Regions from separate parts of the Homo sapiens genome. Here region 1 is linked to region 2. A link is a contact called in ENCODE Hi-C or POLR2A ChIA-PET data. All regions are on one chromosome and are shown on one strand. The core of a region is the stretch at or near the end of the contact, and the rest is flanking DNA. Distances in the headings are between cores, read along the strand shown. Region 1 overlaps CCNY (cyclin Y). Region 2 overlaps LOC107984220 (a long non-coding RNA gene).

Evidence for each region. A loop is a pair of places that touch in the nucleus more often than their neighbours do. ChIA-PET counts read pairs that join two places held with the same protein, here RNA polymerase II (POLR2A). Pooled maps may share reads with other maps.
Region 1: POLR2A ChIA-PET joins it to region 2 with 10 read pairs in PC-3. The contact joins two enhancer-like sites. A Hi-C loop is called at or near these places in 2 of 50 pooled maps. POLR2A ChIA-PET finds 5 or more read pairs at or near these places in 6 of 52 experiments (PC-3, PC-9, WTC11 and 3 more).

What each region holds. Positions count from the first base shown.
Region 1 is chr10:35,496,577-35,502,712 of GRCh38, reverse strand. It overlaps CCNY (cyclin Y), which reads right to left. Exons shown (of 10, transcript NM_145012.6): 3 at 1,178-1,212. Among named protein-coding and RNA genes, the nearest start is that of GJD4, 110 kb to the left of the region's middle. RefSeq lists an enhancer at 3,923-4,072. Within about 2 kb of position 3,857, at least 3 of the 41 ENCODE cell types and tissues checked have a DNase peak (open chromatin) inside an H3K27ac peak, as active enhancers do.
Region 2 is chr10:35,298,067-35,305,086 of GRCh38, reverse strand. LOC107984220 (a long non-coding RNA gene) reads left to right here. Exons shown (of 3, transcript XR_007062113.1): 2 at 5,828-6,013. It also overlaps a transcript of CCNY not described here. Among named protein-coding and RNA genes, the nearest start is that of CCNY-AS1, 35 kb to the left of the region's middle. RefSeq lists silencers at 211-270, 4,522-4,571 and an enhancer at 4,294-5,493. Within about 2 kb of position 4,771, at least 3 of the 41 ENCODE cell types and tissues checked have a DNase peak (open chromatin) inside an H3K27ac peak, as active enhancers do.

The DNA of each region.
Region 1 (6,136 bases), core at 2,608-5,107, 200 kb before region 2:
TGCAATTTCAAAGGTGCTTTAAACAGATGCTTTGAAATTTAAGGGGCCGAGGGAAAAGGTCACAGATTGCTTTAAGAATCTGCTAAAAATAATAAGCCCTCTGACCCCTAGAAAACTGTATATGTGCATATATATTAACACTGACTACAAAGAAGTCATCAGTCTCCTAAGGGCGTAGCATCATGTCCCTTGAGTGTAAGGGCCCAGCTTATGAATTTCTTCCCAACTGCATTTTGTCCATATTTTCAAAGGGCAGAGAATACAACATTATGGCTTTAAGTCTCTTTAATACACAGCTTTAGGACTATTTCAAGATCTTCAAATACACAGATGCAGACAGTCTAAAAATCCTGAGAAAGACCCTTGTGTGGTTCTGTTTTTAGAATGAGGACTTAGAGCATACTTATTTTGATAATTTACACCTGTTTCATCATTCCATCCCTCTCGGAGAGTTTTCTTTCCTAAAGGGCCATATTTCTAAGAAGAAGGTGTGGCTAGGACTTGCCTGGTATATAGGGTGTGGAGTAGGTGCTGGAGCCAGCCAGCTACATCTCTGCTCAAGGAAGGAAGAGGGATGAAGTATCTCAATGGGGCACCTGCACCTGGCCACCAGGGGAGGGAGACATGGCTAAGAATGGCCAAAAGACTCCAGCCAAATGTTTGAACATCTTTTTTAAATTTAGTGTTATCAAGTTTATCCTTTCTTGGAGCATCAGAAGAACACGCAGACTCTACTGGACCCACAAACAACAAATGGGAAGAGTCAAGTGTGGAGACAGAGAGCCTCATGGAAAACAACTATGTGTTTATTCAAATGGAACTGAGCTACAAGAGAAAAAGAATAATTTGGGGGTGAGGGTAGAGAAAGGAAAGGATTCAAAATTAAAAAGAAGTGGCTTTCGCTTGGACTTGCTGGGTGATGTTTGATATGTTATTGTTCACACACATCATCTCATGAACAATAGTGGTCTAGGGCTTCTGGAAAAATATTTGGGACAGTGGACAAATACTGAGTGATGCTTGTCCAATTACAAACCAAACTAAGCATAAGTACACTGCAACATTCTTCCAAGTATCTACAAAGCACATGAGCCATTTTCATCCATCACAGACAGTTATTTTAGCTCTTTACACTGTACAGTCATTATGAAGAACACAGGGAGACAGCTTCACTTACATGGTTAATGAAGAGACTCTTGCGTTTTTCTCTCACTGTGAAAACAAAAGATGCAACAGAAATGTTATATGCCTGCATGCCAACCCCTGGCAGGTGGATGAGGACTGGGCCTCTGTGTCGTGGTCCCGTCCTTCCACCAACCAACATACCCACTTGCTCATTTATCAAACATAAGAATACAGGACCTGCACAAATGCAGATCTGAATGAACTTGGCTCACAGAGGGAAATATACATCCATTTAAACAAGAGCACCCTAACAAAATAACTGCAGCTGAAATCAATTAAGGGGTAACAGATTTCCATTAACTGAATAAAAAAGTAATTAGTAACCCTCATAAAACTCATATGCATCTATTAGTTTAACATAATTAACAAATGATAGGACTATTTATTCCCAACCCTACCAGACCCATAAAGCTCCACAGTATATAAGGGAAATATAAATAACAATAATATCTAGAAAGCATTGAGATCCAGGAAGACGATGTACATCAGCAGCATTACTTATCATGGAAACCCATTATTCTCCATGCTGGGTGCTGGTGAATACAGCTGGGCTTCTGTCTGGGAGCCCCTGGAGCTCCTTGTGGCACCCAACCCCAACCCCATAAGGCTGACAGAGGTCACCATAATTGATACTGCTCTAACAGTCACCATAATTGATACTGCTCTAACAAGGTGGCTTCTCACACTGCATGCATGGCCTGTGCTGAGCAGCTCAGCCTGCAGTGTCCCCAGATACCAGTGTTTCTCAGAATGGGAGCCTGCTGCCCCAGAGAGGTAGAAGGGTCAGTCACAGGGAACACGAAGAGCTTGTAATAACCTAGTATCACTGAACTTTGCATTTTCTTTTCTGAAGGCTCATTTTGTGGGTACAGATGAATCCATCAACACATTTATTCGTTACTGTAAAAGACATGAAGAATAGGTTTCATTCAAGGAGATAACATCCTAGGTCCCCAGGAATCAACAATGTTATCTTGGGGTACCCTAAAACAGCAGTGTACAAAAGATAGAAGAAGGTTTTCTCCTTACAGTCCATGCCTCTGCAAAGAAGATTCACTACTGTTTTCAAAAGCCTTCCTGCTGATCTGTTGAAGGGACTATGGAACTGTTTTTCTATCACTCATATGCTGTTCTTAGACTCACAAAAAAACACTTCTCTTTTCCTTAGAAGTCTTGTCCTCTCTGGAATGAATGCTGCCTTCCACTCTTGATATCTCAAAGATAACAAAAGCAAAAATGCAAAAGCAAAAATTAGTCTGAGGATACTGTTGAGTACTTTAAAAAGAGAGACTGACACATAGAAGGCAGCTCCATCAAGCCATCGGATGGACGCATGTGCAGGCGATCAGCCCCCTGCTGTCACAGGACAGGGCACCCTGGCCATGCATGAGGCCAGACTAGCGCACACAGAGCACGAGTGCACAGACAGCAGCAACAAACTGGTCTGCTATGCACAGCATGGAGGCAGAGGGATTACATTTTACCTGACTCCAAGGAAGAATCCACATGAAAACCATAGCAAAACAAACAGGATGGTCTGGCTGGAAGCTCTGGGTTTTAACTTCCTGGCATACATACATACATATATAGAGCGTGTGCATGCACATGTGTGAATTAAATTAATTCATACTAAACTATTATACATGTAGCCAAGGATGGGGATATGATGATAATTCTATGGTGATTTCCCACTGACTGAAGGGACCCGGAAACCCTTTCTACATGGGCCACAGAACTGACAGGGTTCCCACTACATTCTGAGATGACACTTAACCCTTCTCAGAGCAACCCAGTGATAGGTTTGTGCAAAAGAGACACAAGTCTCCCAACTGTGGGAACCACCACCCATACTAAGGTCACCTCAACACCCTACATCAGCCCCTGCCTTCAGCAAATGAAAGATATCCATGCCTCAAAAAATACCAGCACTTCCTATATGGGTACTATTGAGAAGATTAGGAATTATTCACGTGTAGAAGTAATGGCTGAGATGCATAACCTTCAATAGTTCTGACTATAAGTCCGACCAAGAAAGCTGATATGGTTTGGCTGTGTCCCCACCCAAATCTCATCTTGAATTCCCACATGTTGTGGGAGGGACCTGGTGGAAGGTAATTGAATCATGGGGGCAGGTCTTTCCCATGCTGTTCTCATGATAGTGATAAGTCTCATGAGATCTGATGATTGTAAAAACAGGAGTTTCTCTGCACAAGCCCTCTTCTCTTCTCTGCCGCGATGTGAGACGTGCCTGAGATACCTTCCACCATGACTGTGACGCCTCCCCAGCTACGTGGAACTGTAAGTCCCTTAAACCTCTTTTGTAAACTGCCCAGTCTGGGGTATATCTTTATCAGCAGTGTGAAAACATACTAATACAAAAGCTTTCAAACAAACAAAAAAAAAACTACAGCAGACACAGAAGAATATTATAAACACATATGCCATTTTTGTCCACCACCTACAAGGATCAATCTCAGGGAGGAATCAGGCTATTTTCATGAACTCCAACTGGCTGCAATCAGAATGGTGAAGAAAAACGAAAGTTCACTAAGACTATTACAGAACACCTGAGGATAAGCTATCTGAATCTATTACAGAATCTCTCAGGCATTCACTGCTTCTATGCAAATGAACACCTACACACTACCCTATTTCCTCAGAGCAACCTGGGGCTCCTGGGGCCTGAATCAGGTGCCACTTTCCTGTATGGTTTTGTAATGCTCCTCCTAACATAAGAGGGTCTTTGGCAGATGAAGTCTGCACAGTTTCTGAGAAGATTTTCCACACATGCATCTCTATGGCCGACTTGCTTCTGGAGCGTCTTCCGCGCCCCCAAACCAACAACCTGTCCCTACCCAGATGGGAAGAATGCCTGATATCCACGTTAGACCATGTGACCCATTACTCTGACCATCCTGCCTGGATTGGGGGGTAACTTTACCCTCTCTGGGCTAACTCCTTCTCCTGGGAATCTGGAGTTGGGACATACTCAAAGGGCTCTGCTCAACCTTAACTGAGGGTATGATGTGTAAACTTCAGACTGGGGTGGGACTCCGCTGTGCAGGAAAGAGTGAAGCAGCAGATCTGACAGCCATCCTTAAAGGGCCTGTTGCAAGGCTGGCCCTTGGCTGGTATCTGGGAACTTGGATTTAGGAGGGTTCCTTCCCATCATTTCCTAACTGGTAGGAGTGGCTCACTGTGCCTAAGCTGTCTGCACAAACAATATGCTCTATGCCGCACACAGTATGGTTTATTTCCTTCTGGGAGTCTGGAACTTTGGTACTTAACAGGCAGAGCCTTCTTACATGAGTGGTCCTCCATAAAAATCCTGGGTGCTGGGTCTCTACCCAGGAGTTTCCCTGGCTGACAACATTCCACAGGTGTTTTCACAACTCATTTGTGAATGGGGGGATAAAGTGCAACCTGTGTGGCTCCATGGGAGAGGACTCGCCCTGTGCACCTCTTCCCTGTACTGAGTTTGCCTCATGTGCTTGCACTGTAATAAGTTACAGTCATGAGTGTGACTGTATTTTGTGTCTTATGATTCCTGGACCCCCATAAAGCAGTGGTGTCCCTCTGCCATGCAGAGAAACACGGCAGAGGGAGATGGGCAGAAGGCAGGTGCTGCCTTAGTCCTAACAGCTTTTAGTACCCAGTTCCACCAATTCATGAGCTGTCTGAGATACCCTCAGTGCCCTTAAAATTAATTACTCCTTTTCCCCTAAGCTAGCAGGAGCACAACCAAGACATTACCATAGGGGGAATAAGATAAGTAGAATTTTTTTTTTTTTTTTTTTTTTTGAGACGGAGTCTCGCTCTGTAATCCAGGCTGGAGGGAAGTGAGCTGACTCACTCCACCTCCCAGGTTCAAGCAATTCTCCTGCCTCTCCTGCCTAAGTAGCTGAGAGTACAGGGGTGCACCACCACATCCAGCTAATTTTTTGTATTTTTTAGTAGAGACAGGGTTTTGCCATGTTGGCCAGGCTGGTCTCGAACTCCTCACCTCAAGTGATCCACCTGCCTCGGCCTCCCAAAGCGCTGGGATTACAGGCGTGAACCACCACACCCAGTGATAAGCAGAATATTTTACAGTGGTGTATCACCTGAAAAGACTGACAGAATTGCCCAAATCTAAATCTGTCTTTAAAATAAATTTGAAACCACTGAGGCTGATGTGGGTACAGCTCTGAAATTCAAAATGCTTTAGCTATTTTATGTAATGGTATAAGCAATATGCCAACTCATTTCTAATAGGTGGTTTTAGTCATCTTTAACACTTCAATATTTTTGGTTACTATAACAATCAATCAAAATCTCTGGAGTTTTCTGAGTTAATGTCTAACTGAATTAACTAATAATTATGTTTTGCTTCTTTAGAGAAAACAGGCAATAAATTGATATGGATCATAAATTTTTTCTTTCCTGGGAGAGGAATAACAGCAATCTCCTTTGACACAATCTATGATAGTTAAGAGGATTTTTAATTGGCTACAGTGACAGTCCATAAAGATGTAAACAGAAAATGGACCAGAGGCTTTAAAAATAAGCCATCTAAAATCAGCAAAAACAATACAGTTGGCATTAAAAGTCTTCTCCTGATAAAATGGGGAGTGAAGAGAGTAAAAGGCAGTGTTTGCAATCTGAGGGACAAACAAAATTACACTTAAGTTGCTATGGGACACTCTCTTGCCACAATGTCACACAAGTGACTCTTTAAAATACAACTTTCAACCTAGTGTGTGATTATTAATGAGGATTTGTTAACAATCTAAACACCATTTCAGCTGATTCCTGTCATAGGTAGGCATTTAAAAGATTACCTTGGTTTCTCCTCTTCCATTTCCAATTTTTTTCTTTTTTAGAGATGAGATCTCACTATGTCGCCCAGGCTGGTATTGAACTCCTGAGCTCAAGCAATCCTCCTGTCTCAGCACCCCCCAAAGTTTTGGGA
Region 2 (7,020 bases), core at 3,522-6,021:
GATTTTATATTTTTCCAAAAGAAACAAACGGGAATGCCTCATGAATTGTTCCTGTGGATTTTTAGTTCAATACTACATGACACTTGTATATTAGGCTCCTAAATACTGTGCAACACGGCAACAGTGATGAGAATCACTACTCTTAGACCACACTTGAATTAGTGTCTCTTCCATCCACCCACGTTTTTTGGCTCTTCTTCCTCTGATCTCCCCTGCCTTGAGGCTCAGCACTCCCCCTAACACCCTAGTGGTTCTCAACCTGGGCAATTATGCCCCCAGGAGACATTTTTGGTTGTTGCAACTAGGGGATGCCACTGGCATGTAGTGGGTAGAGGCTAGGGATTCTGCTAAACATCCTACAAGGCACAGGACAGCCCCCCAAAACAAAAATGATCTAGCTCCACATGCCAATAGTACTGTGGCTGAGAAAACCTGCAATATGCTAACCAAACCACTTTTAATTAAAAGGAGAAAAAAGGCCGGGAGCGGTGGCTCACGCCTGTAATCCCAGCACTTTGGGAGGCCGAGGCGGGCGGATCACGAGGTCAAGAGATCGAGACCATCCCGGCTAAAACGGTGAAACCCCGTCTCTACTAAAAATACAAAAAAATTAGCCGGGCGTAGTGGCGGGCGCCTGTAGTCCCAGCTACTTGGGAGGCTGAGGCAGGAGAATGGCGTGAACCCGGGAGGCGGAGCTTGCAGTGAGCCGAGATCCCGCCACTGCACTCCAGCCTGGGCGACAGAGCGAGACTCCGTCTCAAAAAAAAATAAAAAATAAAAAAAAAAAAAAAATAAAAGGAGAAAAAAGCCTTTTCAAGATCTTACAACGGCTCTTATTAGATTATAAATTGTAACCTCCTCAGCCTTACTTTCAACACCTTTCCCAATCCATTTCTAACCTACCTGTCACCTGAACTGAGCAAACCTATGCTGAGCTCCCCCATGTGCAGGAGGTGCAAAGCTACTGAAAGACGAAGAGGGGTTGGTGCTTTCCAGAAGCCCATTCACGGGTGCAGGAGACGGAGAAACTGGAGCATGTGGCTAGCACCCAGCAGGTATCAGGAATGGTCTTTCCTTTCTTCCTAATTAGCTCTAATTCCAGGCTGACTGTGATGGGTGGATAAAGAGTGGTGGATCTTAGTGTTTTCCCCACATCGTAATCTGTGCTCTTGTTTGTCTTTTAATCTATTAGGAAAATTTGAAAGACTAGGTTTTTTTCTATTTGACATAGATCTACCTTTCTTTCTTTCCTTCCTTCCTTCTTTCCTTCCTTCCTTCCTTCCCTCTTTTTTTTTTTTTTTTTTTTTTTGAGACGGAGTTTCGCTGTTGTCGCCCAGGCTGGAGTGCAATGGTACGATCTCGGCTCACCGCAACCTCCGCCTCCCAGGTCCAAGGGATTCTCCTGCCTCAGCCTCCTGAGTAGCTGGGATTACAGGCATGCACCACTACATCCAGCTAATTTTGTATTTTTAGTAGAGATGGGGTTTCTCCATGTTGGTCAGGCTGGTCTCGAACTCCCGACCTCAGGTGATCTGCCCACCTCGGCCTCCCAAAGTGCTGGGATTACAGGCACGAGCCACCATGCCTGGGCTTCTTTCCTCTTTCTTTTTAAGAAACATGGTCTTTCGCCTGTAATCCTAGCACTCTGGGAGGCTGAGGCGGGAGGATCACCTGAGGTCGAGAGTTCAAGACCAACCTGATCAACATGGAGAAACCCCGTCTCTACTGAAAATACAAAATTAGCCAGGCGTCATGGTGCATGCCTGTAATCCCAGCTACTCGGGAGGCTGAGGCAGGAGAATTGCTTGAACCCAGGAGGTGGAGGTTGCGGTGAGCCGAGGTCATGCCATTGCACTCCAGCCTGGGCAACAAGAGTGAAACTCAGTCTCAAAAAAAAAGAAACAGGATCTTACTCTGTCACCCATGCTGGAGTGCAGTGGTGCAGTCATGGCTCACTGCAGCCTGGAATCCCTGGGCTCAAGTGATCTTCCTGCCTCAGCCTCCCAAATAGCTGAGACTACACATCCCAGGTAATTATTTTTATTTTTATTTTTGTAGAGACAGGGTCTCACTATGTTTCCCAAGCTGGTCTGGAATTCCTGACCTCAAGCAATCTTCCTGCCTCGGCTTCTCAAAGTGCTGGGATTACAGGCATGAGCCACCGTGCCCAGCCTCCTTACCTTTATAATTTCTAATAAATATTGTTTTGGTTATACTGAATAAGCATGCCATACTAACAAGAAGCTTTTAGGCTAGCATGTCTCAAAATGTTTTAGCAATTTTCTACTCAGCCTTATGTGTTCATGATCTCTCTGCTCTTGCTACTAATTGAGAAATTAATATTGTTCTCAGTGGCTATGATGTAGATTGAATTGTTCAGCCACAGATTTTTCATCCTGAGATGCCCTTGGGTGCCTGCTAGTTGTTTTTCTTAGGTTGGCTGTTTTGTTCTTCATCTTAAAATATTAACATGTCGGGGCGGGCGCAGTGGCTCATGCCTATAATCCCAGCACTTTGGGAGGCTGAGGCAAGTGGATCGCCTGAGGTCAGGAGTTCGAGACCAGCCTGGCCAACATGGAGAAACCCCGTCTCTACCAAAAATACAAAAATTAGCCAGGCATGGTGGTGCATGCCTGCAGTGCCAGCTCCTCAGGAGGCTGAGACAGGAGAATCACTTGAACCCAGGAGACGGAGGTTGCAGTGAGCCGAGATCGCGCCACTGCACTCCAGCCTGGGTGACAGAGCAAGACTCTGTCTCAAAAAAAAAAAAAAAAAATTAAGATGTCAAAGTATTAACCTGCTGTTTTGATAGAAAAATAGCAATGAGGATGGGCGTGGTGGCTTACACCTGTAATCCCAGCACTCTGGGAGGCCGAGGCAGGTGGGTCATGAGGTCAGGAGATCGAGACCATCCTGGCCAACATGGCAAAACCCCATCTCTACTAAAAACACAAAAATTAGCCAGGCGTGGTGGCGTGTGCCTGTAGTCCCAGCTACTCAAGAGGCTGAGGCAGAGAATCGCTTGAACCTGGGAGGCGGAGGTTGCAGTGAGCCGAGATCACGCCATTGCACTCCAGCCTGGACGATAAGAGCAAAACTCCGCCTCAAAAAATAAATAAATAAATAAATAAATAAAATAAAAAATAACAATGAAGGCTGGGCGGGGTGACTCACACCTGTAATCCTAGCATTTTGGGAGGCCGAGGCGGGCAGATCGCTTGAGCCCAGGAGTTTGAAACCAGCCTGGGCAACATATTGAGACTATGTCTACAAAAAATACAAAAATTAGCTAGGCATGGTGGCATGCACCTGTAGACCTGTCCCAGCTACTCAGGAGGCTGAGGCAGGAGGATCACTTGCGCCCAGGGAGATCAAGTCTTCTGTGAGCCGTGATCATGCCACTGCTCTCCAGGCCTGGGTGACAGTGAGACCCTGTCTCAAAACAAAGCAAAACAAAAGACAGCGATGAAAACAGGCTTCCAATAAAAAAAATAAGAAAAGACTGCTAATTTGTCAGGCTCAAATATCCCATGTGTTCAGGGAGTAAGAGAAATACCGTGCATAAAAGCTCTATACAGCCAAGAACATCTGCAAATTGATTATCACAGTTTGCCATGGACTACATGGAAGTGAAGTGACTTCATTTTACCTTCACTCTCCTAGGTAGGATATAAACAATTCTATTATGAAACATTTCCAGGAAAGTCTTCACACTGTCTCTCAGACAACTCTTTCTAGTGTTAATGGAAATAGATAACACATTTCAACCCATATTCAAAACTGGACCTTCCATCATGTCTACACACATTGGCCATATATTTGTTAAACAAGGAATATTATGCTTGTATTTAGGCAAAAATAGCTCCGAAAGCTAATATATGTTGTAGTTAAGATCTCAGCCCTGGTGCCAGATTATCTGAGTTTGAATCCTTGTGTGATCTCTCTAAAGCATCTTTTCTCCTATTTAAATGGGTATAATAGTCGGGCACAGTGGCTCACCCCTATAATCCCAGCACTTTAGGAGGCCGAAGCGGGCGGATCACTTGAGGTCAGGAGTTTGAGACCAACCTGGCCAACATGGTGAAACCTCGTCTCTACTAAAAATATAAAACAAATTAGCCAGGCATGGTGGTGGCCGCCTGTAATCCCAGCTACTTGGGAGGCTGAGGCAGGAGAATCACTTGAACCTGGGAGGCAGAGGTTGCAGTGAGTTGAGATTGCACCACTGCACTCCAGCCTGGGTGACAAGAGCAAAACTCCATCTCAAAAATAATAATAATAATAATGGAATGAATATTAGAATACTAGCTTGAATAAATAATAGAGCTTACATTAGAAGTCTTAACAAACAGCATATTTACTTTGAAAATGCTCTAAGCAGTATGTCTGCAAGCACATGTAACCCACTGAGTAAAGCAGTTGTTAAGCAGAAAATAAACATAGATTTTTAATGAACCATGTGGCAATGATACATAAAAAATAAATTGTATAAGCGAATGCAAAAATAAAGATCTAAGAAAAACAAATATGAGACAAGACTACTGCTTCTGGCCATGAAGCAGTAACTGGTACTGGACTTGCCCTACTGCAATAAACAGCAGGACGCTAGAGAAGATATATGAAACAATTGTTTCAGACTCTGAACAACAGACAAAGCAGAACTGTAACCCCCGAGAGAAGTGAAACAAGGCAAGACCCACGATCACCCCAGCTTTCTTTCTGAAGCTGCTTTGCAGATTGTGATACAGGAGGGGAACTCAGGCAGGGCGTGGCATCTCAGGCAGGGCGTGGCAGCCTTGCTGCTTTGATGAGACAGAGCAGAAGTAGGGATGAGGGAGGGCAGCTGGAATTTCCAGGGCGGGGTACCACAGATGAGTAAGCTAGACAGAGCAAGAGCTCGAAATCCACATGGGAGCCCTCTTACATCTTTGGCTCACGCACAACGTAAAACTCTGCGAGGCCAAGCAAAGAGCATCTACTAGGAAACTGTAAGAGGAGCAGTCCCCAGAGATCTGAGAGATGTTCAGGTTCTGAAAAGACAAAGCCTAAAGACCTCGAAAGGATACTGTTCTGAAAACTTACGTGATTGTAGGAGTGGCATCATATTATTTGAAGGTACACTGATAAACTGAAGATGTATTCTGTAAACCTACAGCAACAATTGTTTTTAAAAAAGGAGTGTTATTCACCAATGGAGAATATAAAATGAAATACTGAAAAATACTCAACTAATCCAAAAAGGCAGGAAAAGAAGAAAAAAATAAAAACATATGGTATAAATAGAAAACAAACAGCAAGACAGTAGATTTAAACCTAACCGTATCAGTAATTATACTAAATGTATATGAATTAAGCATTCCAATTATAAATCAAAGATTATCCAATTGGGTAATAAAGTAAGGTCTGACTCTCTGGTGTCTACAAGAAATCCACTTTATACAGACACAAGAATGTTAAAAGTAAAAGGATGAAAAAAGGTAAACATGAGACATAAGAAAGGTGGATTGACTGTATCCATTTCTGGCAAAACACACTTTAGGACAAGAAATATTACCAGACATAAGGAGGGACATTTCACAATGATAAACTATCAAGTCACTAAGAAAAAATAACATTCCTAAATGTGAATGCACCCAGTTGTAGAACTTCAAAAGACTTGAAGCGAAAACTGACAGAATTTGAAAGGGGAAAAAGACAAATCCATAATTTAAGTTGCATATTTCACCACCTTCTCTTGTATTGATAGAAATAGCAGACAGAAAACTGGTATGAATACAGAAGACTTGAACAGCACTATCAACTAACTGGATCCAATTAACTTTTACAGAACGCTCCACCCTGCAATGGCAGACTAAACAGTGTTTTCAGTGCAGATGGAACGTTCATCATATGCTGGGCCATGAAACTAGTCTCAATAAATCCAGCAGGATTGAAATCACATACCGGGCTTCTCCAACAAAATGCAATTTAATTAGAAATCAGTAACTGAAACTGGAACTCTTCTACACTGCTGGTAAGAATGTGAAATGTTACAATCACTTTGAAAACAGTTGTCAGTTTTTTTAAATAATGAAGTCAAACATATAAACAATTGCACTTCTTGGTATTTACCTAAGAAGAATGAAAACATATGCTCATACAAAACATACACATAAATGATTTTAATCATCTTTATAATTTTCAAAAACTGGAAACAACCAACCAAATATTCATCAATAGATAACTTGATAAACTAACTACAGTTACAAAAAAACAACAACAACAAGGCCAGGTGCAATGGCTCATGCCTGTAATCTCAGCACTTTGAGAGACTGAAGTGCAGCACCACATGAAGCCAGGAGTTTGAGACCAACCTGAGCAACATAGTGAAACCCTGTCTCCGCAAAAAATTAAATAAAAAAAATTAGCCAGACGTGGTGGCCCTCACTTGTAGTCCTAGCTACTCAGGCGGCTGAGGCAAGGAAGAGTGCCTGAGCCCAGGAGTTTGAAGCTGCAGTGAGCCATGATTGTGCCACTGTACTCCAGCCTGAGAAACAGAGCAAGACCCTGTCTCTGTTTTTTAAAAAAGAAAAGAATGGAATAATACTCAACAATACAAATGAGCAAAGTACTAACACATACAACATTGATAAATCCCTGAAACATGCTGAAAGGCCAGACATAAAGAGTATATTGTTATGATTACATTTATAGAAAATTCTAGAAAATGTAAAACTAATCAATAGTGACACAAAGCAAATCAGTCATTCCCTGGTGCCAAGAGTTGGGTTGGGATTGTTGCAAGGAGATATGAAGGAACTTTGGGGGATGATGGAAATGTTCTATATCTTGAATATGGTGAGATTATATTTGTGAAAACTCATTGAAAGGTGCACCTAAAATGGGTGTGCTTATTTTACGTTAATTACACTTCAACAAATTTCTGTTCCATTGGTCTATGTGTCTGCTTTTGTACCAGTACCATGCTGTTTTGGTTACTGTAGCCCTGTAGTATAGTTTGAAGTTGAGTAATATGATGCC